3 separate regions of the Homo sapiens genome follow, and all the other regions are linked to region 1. Evidence: chromatin contacts called from ENCODE Hi-C or POLR2A ChIA-PET data. All regions are on one chromosome and are shown on one strand. The core of a region is the stretch at or near the end of the contact, and the rest is flanking DNA. Distances in the headings are between cores, read along the strand shown.

Region 1 (5,042 bases), core at 681-3,180:
ACCCCAACATTGATCAGGTCTGTGAAGAGTTCTGAAGTGTAGACAAAGCTCAGAACCTTCTCAAAGTTGGCAGGGGTGATGAAGTCCACCACATAGGTCCTGGCAGCATCAAGCCCAGTATTCAGGAAGAGGTTCTGGAAGTAGCCAGCTGCACAGGCCAGCACAGCCTTGTGGGCCGGGAAGGAGCGGCTCCCCACCACAATGGTGACGTCGCACATGGTCTCTGAGAGCCGGCACTTGTTGAGTTCCTTCAGCAGGTTGTTGGGGTGGTTGGTGCTTTGCAGTTTGATCCTCATGCCCATCTTAGCAGCTCCTATGAAATTACCTCCTTATCAGCACAGTTAATCTGTGGATAGCAAGAGAAAAAGATGGATGGCCAAACACATCCGTGCAAAAGAGGGGCTATGCAGGAGAAAATACCATCACTCTGAATGCTTCCAAGCCCCAGGTAGGGATCAGGAGTAAACTGGCATGGAGAGTTCCTCCATTATGACAAGGCAATGACATCTCCCCCTGTATATACTCAAAGAGTTATGACAAAAACCAAAACGACTGATGACAATCTGATAGCTTGGTTTTAAGCTGGTGCCTAGAGACGAACCAGAGGCATTCCCTTGGACACAATCTTATACTTCATTACCAGAGCCACTGGATCAAATTTTTCTCCTATTAATTTCCTCCCAAATACAAGCTTTCCTAATTCATTGAGCATATTCTTTTCCCTCATGATGCCAAATACCATGCACATGCTTGAACACAACTATCAAAGCTCCACTAGCTACTGAGGAACATATAAGGTGGTTCCGTTTTTTAGCTTTGTCATTGCTGTGTCTTCAACCTCTCAATAATCTCCAAATAAATCTCACGTTCTTGAATCCCCATCTCTCTCTGCCTATACTACATACCCGCTCTCTGGCCTTTCGATAACCCAGAGCCCCTCCAGATATTGCTTTATCACAGTCCCTGTATTCTGTGAAGTTAAAACACTCAGAATGCACAGTAAGAAAAGTAGAACACAACTGTGGTAGTATTTAATATTACTTTAATATGTTGTATTCTTTTTCGCCACCCTTTTCGGGGTTTATATTTTGTTGTCCCTGCACTAACAGATTTACTTGATGCCGCAAGAAAGACTTCTAATTATACAGGTAAGACTCCTAGAGGCTTGTTCACTACCACTTTCTGCCCTTTCTGACTCCTGCACGACTAAGGAAGAAGAGCTACTTGCATCCCTGTTCAGTCTCACAACTCTGCCCAACACAGCCCCTTTCTCCATCTCTCCAGATTCTAACAACTCCCAACTTTTTCTGGGGCCCAGGAAGCGTCTAAGTATTGTGGGGTACCGGCCAAGCATCTCCCGGGCCCTGGTGGCCACCCCTGAACGATGGGCGGGTCGGAGCACTGGGCAGCCAGAGGAGAGGGTGGGAGAGGGGGAAGCTGGGAACTTCCAAGGACACCCCAACAATCCCCGGGCGCCGCGGTCTCCCCTCCGGAGTCGCATCTGGGAGGGAAGGGCGCTGCATCGGCTGGGGCGCTCCCTCTGGAGGCAACGAGCGCCTCAGTCCCTCCACAAACAGCGCGGGGCTCACCCGGGTGAGCCTGTTGGGGGCATGGGGCTGAATAAGGGGCCAAGCGAGGGGCGGCGGGGCCGGCCGGGGTCGGCGCGCGGGCGGGGAGGATGGGTCCGGCCGAAGGGAGCGGGCAAGAGGGACCCCAGCAAGAGCGAGATAAATGCCGGGCCGAAGGTCGGGCTTCGGCCAGGGGCAGCCCTCGGCCTGGCCGCGCTTACCCGGCTCTGCGGCGCCCCGAGCACCATCGCCGCCGCCGCTTCACACAAAGGCCCCGGCCCGCCGTGCCCGGCCCGACGAGGAGGCGGCGCCGCCGGCCGCGGCCAGACTCTCCATCCGCCGCGCGGCTCGCCGCGACGGCCCGGGCCGCCCCCGCCGCCCGGCCCGCAGCGCCCCCCGCCGTCCCGGAGGAGGCAGCGCCCCCCGCCGCCCGGCCGCAGCGCCCCCCGCCGCCCGGGAGGAGGCAGCGCCCCCCCACGGCGGGGCCGGGTCCAGGACCTGCGCGAGGGGTGCAGGGGCTTCCAAGTCCCCAGGCTGGCTTTTTCTAAGCGCCCATCCACTGTGCGCGGGACTTGGTGCCTGAAGAGTGAAAAACCCTATCCAAACTCTCTTCACCTCCCCTGTTCTACGCTCACAGTTCCAAAAGCTTCTCCTCAGAACATCTACTATGGGCATTTTACAAAATGTTGTAAGATTGTTTGATTACTATATATCTCCTCCACTAGGCTGTGGGCTTCCTGAAGGCAGGGATCTGTGGCTTTGCACACGGCCGCAGGTCCACACTGACCCTTACCACACTTCCTGGCACAATAAGTGCTTAATACATTAAGCCTGCTTGAATGAATGAAGGAGCACTTGAGGGCTAGACCGCTACTACTGGACCCTTCTGATAATCCACTGCTGTCCCTCCTTCCATCTAGGTGGCCAAATGAAGAAAGTCACCGGATCTCACTGTACTTTGGCACCCCAGGCCTGCTTCCTGAAGCCTGCCCTCCCCAACTCTGTGTAGAACTCGATCACTCTTCCTCCCCACCCTTCTCCCAAATCATCTTTTCAAATGCTTCTGCCCAAGAATTGTCATCAAACGAAAACCACCTACACTGCCTGCCCCACCCACCACCACCAAAGACATTAGAAGTCTTCGTCATGTCGCCCTCCCTCCCTCAGTACAGAGGAAGCTCTTAGGCTCCAAGACCCTTCAGTTTCATCCTCTCTCCCATCCCATCCCAGTCACTGCCTGAAAATAGCTTGCAGCCAAGGACAAACTCCCAGGACAGGCGCATGGTAGGATTCAGTAATTCCTTGATGGATAAGTGGAAAGGAAGGGACACACTGAATGTTGCCAACAGATCTAAGCCAGTTTGGCCATTCAGCAATTGTCCATTCTCTTGATGAATTTGGGAGATTGTGTGTCCTCCTTTCCACAACCTCATTAACTGGTGGCAGACTATACTGAAAGCAAGCACTATACCAAATGCTGCCAAACATGTAACATTTGTTAGCCAGGAGATACAAAAACAGCCATAGAACTGTTCTTATAGTTTGGGGATGAGGCATCTCACTTTACCATCTAGTGAAAGGGTCACTTAGAGGTTGACACAATGTTTCAGTGGCAGGCCCAGCTCTCACAGTTGTGCAAGGTGACTGAGTCTCCCTAAAGTGGAATATCACACAGCCAGCAGGTCCAGACCTCCAGCATGACTCTGGAGACAGAGGGCTGCTGGGCTTGCAAGGGCCTGGGCCTATACAGTCTTTCTAACCAACTGCCCCAGCCATCTCTGGAGGGTTGACCCCAATAAACTTCACATGAAAACAAATCATCCAAAAGACGCAGGTGAAAGTATATACCACTTATACTGAAGTCTTTTTAAAGTAAATCACCATATAGTCACAATAACAAACATATACAAAGTTAAATGGAGAAGAAAGGGCCAGGAATTTAGTCAAGGTCTTGTGGACCAGATCTCTTTAGGCATCAACTGTTTTACAACAGGAAAGGGAGGGTCAGGATCCCTTCACACATTCTTCAAGTACAAACACAGGAATCTAACTTAACATTTGTCTTCATTTTTTTCTGGAGTCCCCAGTACTGCAATTTTTGTCAGTCCCACTAGAGAGCAATCTTTCTGCACTTAATGTTCCTACTTGCAAAGCAATTGTCTCATCTCAGCCTATAAGCCTAACTCCCACCAAGTCTGAGCAGAACCAACTCTTGTAGCTTTCATGACCCAGAGAAAGCCCCTAGACTCTGCAAAAGTGTCCCCAGTTTTAAGCCCTATAGATAGATAATTTTGAAAAGTCAAAGAGATGACTCACTGGAAAAAGGGTCTAGGCTCTGGGGTGGGGGCATTCTTTGACCTCTGGCTATAAAGCTGACATAAGTAATACTAGGGTGAGTATTCCCTCCTTTCCCCGCCCCCCACTATACAGCTGTCATTCCAAAGTGGCCCCAAGTCAGGCTGTAGGAAGATAGAATTTTCACTAGAATGAAAGGACTGCAGGAAGTGGCCTCTGGCTCTGTGGCCCTGTCCTTACACTGCCTTGGGAAATCTATGTGTTGATGTTTTATCAGTGCAATTCAGGGGCATAACAAAGGCCCCTGTACCACGCTAAGATAAGGAGCCTGAGGATTTCACTGGCTGTTCCATTAGGGTACAGAACCCCCCTTAGGATGGCGGGTGATAGTTGACATCATAGATTAGTAAAAGACATCCATACCCATGCATACCACATGTAAGTGCCTTACACATTCTGGGGACTGTTAAGTCAGAGCTGCAGGAGCTGGTAACAGGCACTTTAGAGAGGAGTGGGAGATAAATGTTTTCCCTTTATAATAACTAAGGCAGCCAGTTAACGGTGAAGATATCTGCTCCTCTCTTTCTTGGCCTCGGTAGTAACTTCCCTGTCCACATCCCATCCTAGCTGGATCAAGTTCTGTTTGCTTGTCCACAGCCCTGCTAAACTGTAAACTCTGTGTATGAGTCATCATTTCATCCCCAGGATCTGTCACAGAACCCAGGCTCAGCATTTGGAGACAAAAAAATTGTATAGGGTCATAGATTTGTCCTCCTCTGTGGCTGGGTCTCCGGACAGCCTTGATCCCCACCTCCTTCTCTAATTAAGTAGGGTCAGATTCAGGAATGAATATCTCCCAGACCCATCCTAGTAATACAAGTCATTCTGAATATTTTTTTTCTTTTTCTTTTTCTTTTTTTATTGTTTTTTTTGTTTGTTTGTTTTGTTTTGAGACGGAGTTTTTTGCTCTTGTTGCCCAGGCTGGAGTGCAGTGGCGTGATCTCGGCTCACTGCAACCCCTGCCTCCTGGGTTCAAACGATTCTCCTGCCTCAGCCTCCCAAGTAGCTGGAATTACAGGCATGCGCCACCATGCCTGGCTAATTTTTGTATTTTTAGTAGAGAAGGGGTTTCACCATGTTGGTCAGGCTGGTCTCGACCTCCTGACCTCGTGATCCACC
Region 2 (5,042 bases), core at 874-3,373, 480 kb after region 1:
TATCTACATGAGACCTCTCTAGCATGGCAGCTCAAAGTGGTAGGATTTCTTACATGGCAGCTCAAAGCTACCAGTGTGCTAGATAGCCTGCAACTGAAGCTGCAAAACTTCTTATGGCCTAGCTTCAAAAGGCCCAGAACCTCCATAGAATTTTCTGAGATCAAATATAAAGTGCTTAAAACAGTGCCTAGCTCATAAGTACTATTAGATATTAATTATTCTTAAAATAATATAAAGATGAATAAGAAGCGTCCCTTTCTCAATAACAGGTATGTGCTTCCTTGCATAATATATACTTATTGCCAAACTCTTAGCCATCTTGAATCTCAATTTTTTTTTTTTTGAGACGAAGTCTTGCTCTATTGTGCAGGCTGGAGTGTAGAGGCACGATCTCGGCTCACTGCAACCTCTGCCTCCTGGGTTCAAGTGATTCTCCTGGCTCAGCCTCCTGAGTAGCTGGGATGACAGGCGTGCACCACCACACCCAGCTAATTTTTGTATTTTCACTAAAGAAGGGGTTTCACCACGTTGGCCAGGCTGGTCCCAAACTCCTGACCTCAAGTCATCTGCTCGCCTCGGCCTCCCAACGTGCTGGGGTTACAGGCGTGAGCCACCGCGCCCGGCCTTACTTCTCAATTTCATCTTTTCCCTAGAGATGTTTGGCCGGGCGCGGCTGCACGCCTGTAATCCCAGCACTTTGGGAGGCTGAGGCGGGCGGATCACGAGGTCGGGGGATCGAGACCATCCTGGCTAACACGGTGAAACCCCGTCTCTACTAAAAATACAAAAAATTAGCCGAGCGTGGTGGCGGGCACCTGTAGTTCCAGCTACTCGGGAGGCTGAGGCAGGAGAATGGCGTGAACCCCGGGGGACGGAGGTTGCAGTGAGCCGAGATCGCGCCACTGCAGTCCAGACTGGGGGGCAGAGCAAGACTCCGTCTCAAAGAAAAAAAAAAAAAAGAGATGCTCTTCTACCCCTTTGATGAGACGTCGAGCTGTATATGAACTCAGACTGGTATTAATATTTTACTTGTCTACATTCTTTTTTTTCGAGACGGAGTTTCCTCTTGTTGCCCAGGCTGGAGTGCAATGGCGCGGTCTCGGCTCACTGCAACCTCCGCTTCCCGGGTTCAGGCGATTTTTTTTGCCTCAGTCTCCCGGGTAGCTGGGATTACAGGCGCCTGCCACCATGCCCAGCTAATTTTGTATTTTTAGTAGAGACGGGGTTTCAGCATGTTGGCCAGGCTGGTCTCGAACTGCTGACCTCAGGTGATCCGCCCGCCTCGACTCCCCAAAGTGCTGGATTACATGCATAAGCCACCGCGCCCGGCCTATGTACATTTTTGTTGTTGTTGTTGATAGGATGGATATGTACACTAACTTCCACTTTGTCACTAATTCCGCACATGGTAACTCCGAACTCTAAAACTCTGACCGTTAAGAGCTTGCATCGAGAGCCACTGCGAGTAGCTGCTGTTATGACATGGCCATTTCATTCTCCACAACAAGAGAAGCAGCCGCGGCTTCAGTCACCGCCCTCCAGCAGCGTAAGAGGATAAAAGTGCGACTTGCCCTAAAACCTAAACGTCTCTTCTGGATCTCCAGAAAAAAAGTGCTGCTCTAGGCCGGGCGCAGTGGCTCACGCCTGTAATCCTAGCACTTTGGCAGGCCGAGGCGGGCGGATCATCTGAGGTGAGGACTTCGAGACCAGCCTAGCCAAAATGGTCAAAGCCCGCCTCTACTAAAAATACAAAAATTAGCCGAGCGTGGTGGCACGTGCCTGTAGTCCCAGCTGCATGGGAGGCTGAGGCCGGAGAATCACTTGAACCCTGGAGGCAGAGGTTGCAGCGAGCCAAGACCGTGCCACTGCACTTCAGCCCAGGTGACAGAGGGAGACGCCCTCTCACAAAAAAAAAAAAAAAAAAAAAAAAGTGCAGTCTAGCCCGCATCTGCGGCCTCTTCATCTCGATGATAGTCTTTTCCTGTGTCTTAGCGTTGCATGATGGGAGAAATAGTCTACTTTCCGGTAGCGGTGCCAGGGCAGTGGCCTAATACGGAACTCCATTTCCCGGCGTGCCTCGCGGAGGCCGCTGAACTCAGAAGCGGGAGGCCGGTTCCGGTTGCATCAGCGAGGGATTCACGGCGAAATGAGACTGTTCGTGAGTGATGGCGTCCCGGGTTGCTTGCCGGTGCTGGCCGCCGCCGGGAGAGCCCGGGGCAGAGCAGAGGTGCTCATCAGCACTGTAGGCCCGGAAGGTACTCGTGCTGGTGCTGGTGGGCGGTGGATGGGGGGGCGGGACCGAAACACGCCAGATTCTCTGCAGCTGTCTTTGCCAAACCCCTAGCCCTCGCCACACACCCCAATCGACCACTTCTCCTATTATCCTTGATCACTCCACGCCTTCTTCCCTCCCAGTCACATCTTTCACTTCCTTTAATTACCCTCAATATAATACCCTTCCCTTATCTCTCTCCTCCCCTCTTCCGTCTTCCCGGTCCCCGCCTCACCCCAGTAAACTGCTCTTCCCTTCCCAACCTTCTCCTACACCTATCAGGCATCCCCCTCTGCTCTTTAGTTACTAGCATGACAGCCCCCAGGCACCCTTTTGTGTTCTTAGGAAATCCCTCTCTCCCCTCCTAACACACACACACGTTCCTTTCTGTTTACCTCTTCTCATTCTCAGCCGATTGTTTGGGTGACTCTTAGGAGGTTCTCTTGTAAGTCTTCTCAGTTCTTTTAATTTTGTTCTCCCACTGTGACCTTCAGATAATTATGAAGATATCCCAGTTACTTTCAGTCGTTAAGTTCTTGGCTGCAGCACTATCCCAATACCACCACCTCCTCTGCAGTCCCCATCTGTTGCTTCCAGCTGGCAGTTTCAGCTGAACACCTGCTGGCCTCTCCAGCCCATTCCGGACCACCCCCTTTCAGTGGTCCTATCCTGGAACTTCTGGGTTGAGACTGCCCATCTTTCTTTTTTTACTCACTGAACAATGCAAGGTTATCCTAAGTTGACAAAGTATTTCTTTTCTTTTCCTTTTTTTTTTTTAACCCATTTTCCATTCTTGCATCAGATTGTGTGGTCCCGTTCCTGACCCGGCCTAAGGTCCCTGTCTTGCAGCTGGATAGCGGCAACTACCTCTTCTCCACTAGTGCAATCTGCCGGTCAGTATTGGTCCTTGGTGTAGGGAGGTGGCTGAATCAAATCAGGCCTCACTGTCATTTGTGTGGCTTTATTTGCAGCCATTGTTTCCCTGTGTGATGAGAAATGGGCTAAATGGGCCCCTCTAAGTCCATCATCTGTTGCTCTCTCTCTGGGCAGATATTTTTTTTTGTTATCTGGCTGGGAGCAAGATGACCTCACTAACCAGTGGCTGGAATGGGAAGCGACAGAGCTGCAGGTAGGACTAAGGTATGGGGGATGTCAGGCAGGCCCTTGTTCTGCGTGGCCATCCTGACTCATGTCCCCTGCATTTTAGCCAGCTTTGTCTGCTGCCCTGTACTATTTAGTGGTCCAAGGCAAGAAGGGGGAAGATGTTCTTGGTTCAGTGCGGAGAGCCCTGACTCACATTGACCACAGCTTGAGTCGTCAGAACTGTCCTTTCCTGGCTGGGGTGAGTTGGGTCTTGAGATGAGGACTGGGGAAGGCTTATGGTGTAAGGATTAAGAGGGAAGACTGTATTCAGAGTGTTCGAACCCAACACTGCCACTTACTAGTAGTGTAATCTTGGCAAATCACTTAATCTCTCTAATCCTCAATTTTTTTCAGTTGTGAAATGGGATAATATTAGTACCTATCTCAGTGAGTTATTGTGAGGATTAAGTGAGATCATATAAAGTGCTTAATACAGTGCTTGACATATAAAGTGCTCAGTAAATGTTAGATATTACCATTGGGAAGAAACTGAGTGTCTCATTTGTGTACATTTTCCTTTTCTATCCCCAACAAAGGAGACAGAATCTCTAGCCGACATTGTTTTGTGGGGAGCCCTATACCCATTACTGCAAGATCCCGCCTACCTCCCTGGTGAGAACTGTGCATATCACTCCAACCCTAGGAGCTTGGTGTAGGGGTTACAGAATGGGCAGTAGAATACTGAGAACTCCCTTCAAGGTACAGCTTGACTGGGCAACTATAGCAGAAGATGGTTGAGGGAACTGGGGAAAGCAACTGGAGAAACCTCACAAAGAAGGGGAAAGATGCCCGCTCCTGCCTACCAGGTCCTTATGTTTGCTGATTTTCTTTTCTTCCATACCCACAGAGGAGCTGAGTGCCCTGCACAGCTGGTTCCAGACACTGAGTACCCAGGAACCATGTCAGCGAGCTGCAGAGACTGTACTGAAACAGCAAGGTGTCCTGGCTCTCCGGCCTTACCTCCAAAAGCAGCCCCAGCCCAGCCCCGCTGAGGGAAGGGCTGTCACCAATGAGCCTGAGGTTTGGAATAGGGCAGAGCCTTGGGGCCTGAGGTGGGAGGTGGCTAGGAGATGGACTTTGAGCATGGCCACTAACTTTTTCAGGTAGTGGCAAGGAGAAAGTTTCTTTACCCTGTGGGCCCTCCTCACCTGGTAAGGGATTCTCTCCACTCTTTATAGGAGGAGGAGCTGGCTACCCTATCTGAGGAGGAGATTGCTATGGCTGTTACTGCTTGGGAGAAGGGCCTAGAAAGTTTGCCCCCGCTGCGGCCCCAGCAGAATCCAGTGTGAGTAGACATGGCACATGTGAGTGGGGCTTGATTTTGTAGTGGAAATTGTTGATAGAGCCAGAACCTGCCTGCTAGGTCCCGTTTGCTGATCTCTCTTTAATTTTTCATCCTCTCCTTTTAATTCTTACATCTCTTTTTTTTTTTTTTTTTTTTTTTACATTTTCTCTTAGCCTATCATTTTGGACACTCCATCTGTCCCATCTGCACCCATGTTTTTCTTGTCTATCCTTTTTTTTTTTTTTTTTTGAGGCGGAGTTTCGCTCTTGTTGCCCAGGCTGGAGTGCATTGGCGCGATCTCAGCTTACTGCAACCTCCGCCTCCCGGGTTCAAGCGAGTCTC
Region 3 (5,042 bases), core at 1,268-3,767, 310 kb before region 1:
GAATAGCTTGAAACCAGGAGGTGGAGGTTGCAGTGAGCTGAGATCGCACCACTGCACTCCAGCCTGGGCAACAGAGTGAGACTCCGTTTCACAAAAAAAACAAAAACAAAAACAGTTAGCCGTGTGTGGTGCAGTCCTAGCTACTTAGGAGGCTGAGGTGGGTGGATCACTTGAGCCCAGGAGGTCAAGGTGGAAATGAGCTGAGATCATGCCATGTACTCCAGCTTGGGTGACAGAGACACTGTGTCAAAAAAAAAAAAAAAAAAAAGGCCGTTTTTTTCAGTCTCTGTTCTTTTTTTTTTTTTTTTGAGACAGAGTTTAGCTGTTGTTACCCAGGCTGGAATACAGTGGTTCACTGCATCCTCCGCCTCCTGGGTTCTGGGTTCAAGTGATTCTTCTGTCTCAGCCTCCTGTGTAGATGGGATTACAGGTGTGTGCCACCATGCTGAGCTAATTGTTGTATTTTTAGTAGAGACGAGGTTTCACCATGTTGGCCAGGCTGGTCTCGAACTCCTGACCTCAAGTGATCCACCCGCCTTGGTGTCCCAAAGTGCTGGGATTACAGGCATGAGCCACTGCACCCAACCTGTTCTTGGTCTCTTTGAAGTGTTACCACAGAGGGATCCCTATTCAGACCCCAGGAGAGGGTTCTTGAGCCTCAAGCAAGAAAGAATTTGGACACATCCATATGGTAAAGTGAAAGCAAGTTTATTAGGAAATAAAGAAATAAAAGAATGGCTACTTCATAGCCAGAGCAGCCCCGAGGGCTACTGGTTGACTACTTTTATGATTATTTATTGATTATATGCTAAATAAGGGGTGGATTATTTATGAGCTTTCTGGGAAAGGCATGGCAATTCCCTGAACTGAAGGCTCCTCCCCTTTTTAGACTTATTGGGTAACTTCCTGACTTTGCCATGACATCTGTAAACCTTCATGGTGCTGGTGGGTGTGTCTTTTGGCATGCTAATGAATTATAAGCATATATAATGAACAGTGAGGATGACGAGGGGGTCATTTTTCATCACCATCTTCGTTTTGGTGGTTTTTGGCCAGCTTCTTTACCACATGCTGGTTTTATCAGCAAAGTCTTTGTGACCTGTACCTTGGGCCAACCTCCTATTTCATCCTGTGACATAGAATGCCTGACATCCTGGCAATGCAGCCCAGGAGGTCTAAGCCTCATTTTACCCTGCTCCTATTCAAGATGGAGTTGCTCTGTTTCAAAGGCCTCTGACAGAAGTTTTTGACATAGTTGACCAGCCATTCCTTTTTCTTAAAAAGGCTGTCTTCTGTTTCTTTGTTATTTATTTTTTGAGACAGGGTCTCACTCTGTCACCCAGGATGGAGTGCAGTGGTGCCATCTTGGCTCACTGCAACCTCCACCTCATGGGTTCAAGCGATTCTCCTGCCTGAACCTCCCAAGTAGCTGTGAGTACAGGTGCGCACCGCCACACCTGGCTAATTTTTGTATTTTTAGTAGAGACAGGGTTTCATCATCTTGGCCAAGTTGGTCTCGAACTCCTGGCCTAAGGTGATCCACCTGCCTCGGCCTCCCAAAGTGCTGGGATTACAGAGGTGAGCCACGGCACCCGGCCTTATTTATTTTATCTTTTTGAGACAGGGTTTCACTCTGTCACCTGGGCTGGAGTGCAGTGGCACGATTTCTGCTCACCATAGCCTTGACCTCTGGGCTTGAGTGATCCTCCCGCCCCAGCCTCCCAAGTAGGTGGGACTACAGGCGGGCGCCATCACACCTGGCTAATTTTTTTTTTGAAAAGGAGTTTCGCTCTTGTTGCCCAGGCTGGAGTTCAATGGCCGATCTCGGCTCACTGCAACCTCCGCCTCCCGGGTTCAAGTGATTCTCCTGCCTCAGCCTCCGGAGTAGCTGGGATTACAGGGGCGCACCACCACGCTTGGTAAATCAAGGTCAAAAATTATTCTTTTTTTTTTTTTTTTTTTTGAGATGGAGTCTCGCTGTATTGCCCAGGCTGGAGTGCAGTGGCGCCATCTTGGCTCACTGCAAGCTCCGCCTCCCGGGTTCACGCCATTCTCCTGCCTCAGCCTCCTGAGTAGCTGGGACTACAGGCACCTGCCACCACGCCCGGCTAATTTTTTGTATTTTTAGTAGAGACGGGGTTTCACTGTGTTAGCCAGGATGGTCTGGATCTCCTGACCTCGTGATCCGCCTGCCTCGGCCTCCCAAAGTGCTGGGATTACAGGCGTGAGCCACTGCCCCCCGCCTTTTGTTTTTTTTTTTTTTTTTGAGAGGGAGTTTTGCTTTGTCGCCCAGGCGGGTGTGCAATGACGCGATCTCGGCTTGCTGCAACCTCTGCCTCCCGGCTTCAAGCGATTCTCTTGCCTCAGCCTTCAGAGTAGCTGAGATTACAGGTGCCTGACACCAGGCTCGGCTAATTTTTGTTTTTTTAGTAGAGACAAGGATTCACCATATTGGCCAGGCTGGTCTCAAGCTCCTGACCTCAAGTGATCCGCCCGCCTCAGCCTCCAAAAGTGCTGCTATTACAGGCATGAGCCACCGCGCCGGCCCCAAGTGACTCTCATGGGCTGGAGACACAGGCTATTATGAATTGCTAACCACAGTCTCTTAGTCTCCCTTTTAAATAACAAAAGAGGAAATTTCTTCACTTCCTGACACAACTCTCCATCATACAGTTGGCCAAGAGCAGTTAGAAACTTTCATCCTTAATTTGTGTCCTTTGGGAGTTGCTGCTTTCTTAGAGTCATTAAATGCATGTAGGCAGTGTCTGCTTCATTAAGCCAGATTTATACCAAATGAAAAGGCAGAGAAAGATCTAATTTAATGAATATTTCTTTTTTTTTTTTTTGAGACGGAGTTTCACTCGTCACCCAAGCTGGAGTGTAATTCGTGGTCTCCGGTCACTGCAACCTCCGCCTCCTGGGTTCAAGCGATTCTCCAGCCTCAGCCTTCCAGCCTCAGCCTCCCAAGTAGCTGGGATTACAGGTGCCCGCCACCACACCCAGCTAATATTTGTATTTTTAGTAGAGACAGGGGTTTCACCATGTTGGGCAGGCTGGTCTCGAACCCCTGACCTCAGGTGATCCACCCTCCTTGGCATCCCAAAGTACTGGGATTGTAGGCATGAGCCATCGCACCGGGTCTTAATTAAGATTTCTAAGAACTAGATCAACAAATCAGTGGGACTGTAAAGGCAATTCTTGGGACACAGGTCAGGAAACTCTGTGCTTAATTCAGAAATCAAAAATCCAGCAATCTCACTTCTGGGTGTTAGAACTGTAGAAAATAAAATTTTAGACCGGGCACGGTGGCTCACGCCTGTCATCCCAGGCCGAGGCGGGTGGATCACGAGGTCAGGAGATCGAGACCATCCTGGCCAACATGGTGAAACCCCGTCTTTACTAAAAATACAAAAATTAGCCTGGTGTGGTGGCGTGCGCCTGTAGTCCCAGCTACTCCGGAGGCTGAGACAAGAGAATCACTTGAACCCGAGAGGCAGAGGTTGTGGTGAGCCGAGATTGGGCCATTGAACTCCAGGCTTGGCAACAAGAGCGAAACTCTGTCTAAATAAATAAATAAATAAATAAAAATATAAAATTTTAAGCCCCCCAACTGACTGAATGGATCCCCATTTGGCCAAGAGGACCCCCAAACTCCTGAAAAAGTAGTTCAGGCAATGTGGGGAATGGGAGGCATTGAATATGCCTCATTATACTCTCTTCCCTTTGGAGTTCTGGCACAACTGACCAGCATTAACATTAAAACAGAGATCTTGGCTGGGCACTATGGCTCATGCTTGTAATCCCAGCACTTTGGGAGGCCGAGTCAGGTGGATCACCTGAGGTCAGGAGTTCGAGACCAGCCTGGCCAACATGATGAAACCCCGTCTCTACTAAAAATACAAAAAAATACAAAAAAATAAAATAAAAATTAGCTGGGTGTGGTAGTGCATGTCTGTAATCCCAGCTACTTGGGAGGCTGAGACAGAAGAATCGCTTGAATCTGGGAGGCGGAGGTTGCAGTGAACAGAGATCACACTACCGCACGCCAGCCTGGGCAACAAGAGCGAAACTCCGTCTCAGAAAAACAGAAACAACAACAACAAAAAGAGTTCGAGACTAGCCTGGCCAACATAGCAAAACCCCGTCTCTACTAAAAATACAAATGTTAGCGGGCTGTGGTGGCGTGTGTCTGTAATCCCAGCTACTCAGGAGGCTGAGGCAGGAGAATTGCTTGAACCAGGGAGATGGAGGTTGCAGTGAGTCAAGATCCTGCCACTGCACTCCAGCCCAAGGGACAGAGTGAGAGTCTGTCTCAAAAAAATAAAATAAATAAAATGAATAAAATAAAACAAGAGATTTTAAGACTGACAAACGAGGCGGGGTGCGGTGGCTCAAGCCTGTAATCCTAGCTCTTTGGGAGGTCAAGGCAGGCCGATCAGGGGTTTGAGACCAGCCTGGCCAACATGGTGAAACCCTGTCTCTACTAAAAATACAAAAATCAGCTGGGCGTGGTAGTGCACACCTGTAATCCCCGCTACTCAGGAGACTGAGGCAGGAGAATCTCTTGAACCCGGGCGACCCAGGTTGCTGTGAGCTGAAATCGAACCACTGCACTTTAGCCTGGGCAACAGAGTGAGACTCTCTCAAAAAAAAAAGGGGCGGGGGGAAGGACAAAAGAGACTAGCAAAATTCCAACATGATGCTAGTATAACATCACATAAAAGATAAAAAAAAGGAAATCAAAATATTTTACCCCAAAATATGTTTCTTTGCTATATTTTGAAATGGTGGGCACAGTGGCTCTTGCCTGTAATCCCAGTACTGGGAGGCAGAGGCAGGAGTATTGCTTGAAGTCAGGAGTTAGAGACCAGCCTGAGCAACAAAGACAGACTCTGTCTCTATAAAAATAATTAAATTAAATATAAATAAATAGGCCAGGTGCGGTGGCTCACGCCTGTAATCCCACCACTTTGGGAGGCCGAGGCGGGCAGATCACGAGGTCAGGAGATCGAGACCATCCTTGCTAACACGGTGAAACCCCG

Evidence for each region. A loop is a pair of places that touch in the nucleus more often than their neighbours do. ChIA-PET counts read pairs that join two places held with the same protein, here RNA polymerase II (POLR2A). Pooled maps may share reads with other maps.
Region 2: a map of CD8-positive, alpha-beta T cell shows a loop between it and region 1 (11-fold over the local background). The contact joins the promoter of MARS1 here to the promoter of ZBTB39 in region 1. A Hi-C loop is called at or near these places in 1 of 168 maps with a recorded cell type or tissue (CD8-positive, alpha-beta T cell), 3 of 37 single-sample maps with no recorded cell type and 4 of 50 pooled maps. POLR2A ChIA-PET finds 5 or more read pairs at or near these places in 1 of 52 experiments (Caco-2).
Region 3: a pooled map shows a loop between it and region 1 (2.2-fold over the local background). The contact joins the enhancer-like site here to the promoter of ZBTB39 in region 1. A Hi-C loop is called at or near these places in 1 of 50 pooled maps. POLR2A ChIA-PET finds 5 or more read pairs at or near these places in 5 of 52 experiments (H1, PC-9, Panc1 and 2 more).

What each region holds. Positions count from the first base shown.
Region 1 is chr12:57,004,616-57,009,657 of GRCh38, forward strand. ZBTB39 (zinc finger and BTB domain containing 39) reads right to left here and starts at 1,931. Exons shown (of 2, transcript NM_014830.3): 1 at 1,790-1,931; 2 at 1-346. The coding sequence starts at 302. RefSeq lists silencers at 1,600-1,749, 1,770-2,129.
Region 2 is chr12:57,485,945-57,490,986 of GRCh38, forward strand. It overlaps MARS1 (methionyl-tRNA synthetase 1), which reads left to right and starts at 2,124. Exons shown (of 21, transcript NM_004990.4): 1 at 2,124-2,255; 2 at 3,075-3,165; 3 at 3,323-3,401; 4 at 3,480-3,614; 5 at 3,952-4,027; 6 at 4,263-4,435; 7 at 4,594-4,700. The coding sequence starts at 2,147. It also overlaps a transcript of ARHGAP9 not described here. RefSeq lists enhancers at 1,101-2,048, 1,862-2,251, 2,049-2,995.
Region 3 is chr12:56,698,319-56,703,360 of GRCh38, forward strand. No RefSeq gene overlaps it. Among named protein-coding and RNA genes, the nearest start is that of PTGES3, 13 kb to the left of the region's middle. RefSeq lists silencers at 2,437-2,591, 2,540-2,599. Within about 2 kb of position 2,518, at least 6 of the 41 ENCODE cell types and tissues checked have a DNase peak (open chromatin) inside an H3K27ac peak, as active enhancers do.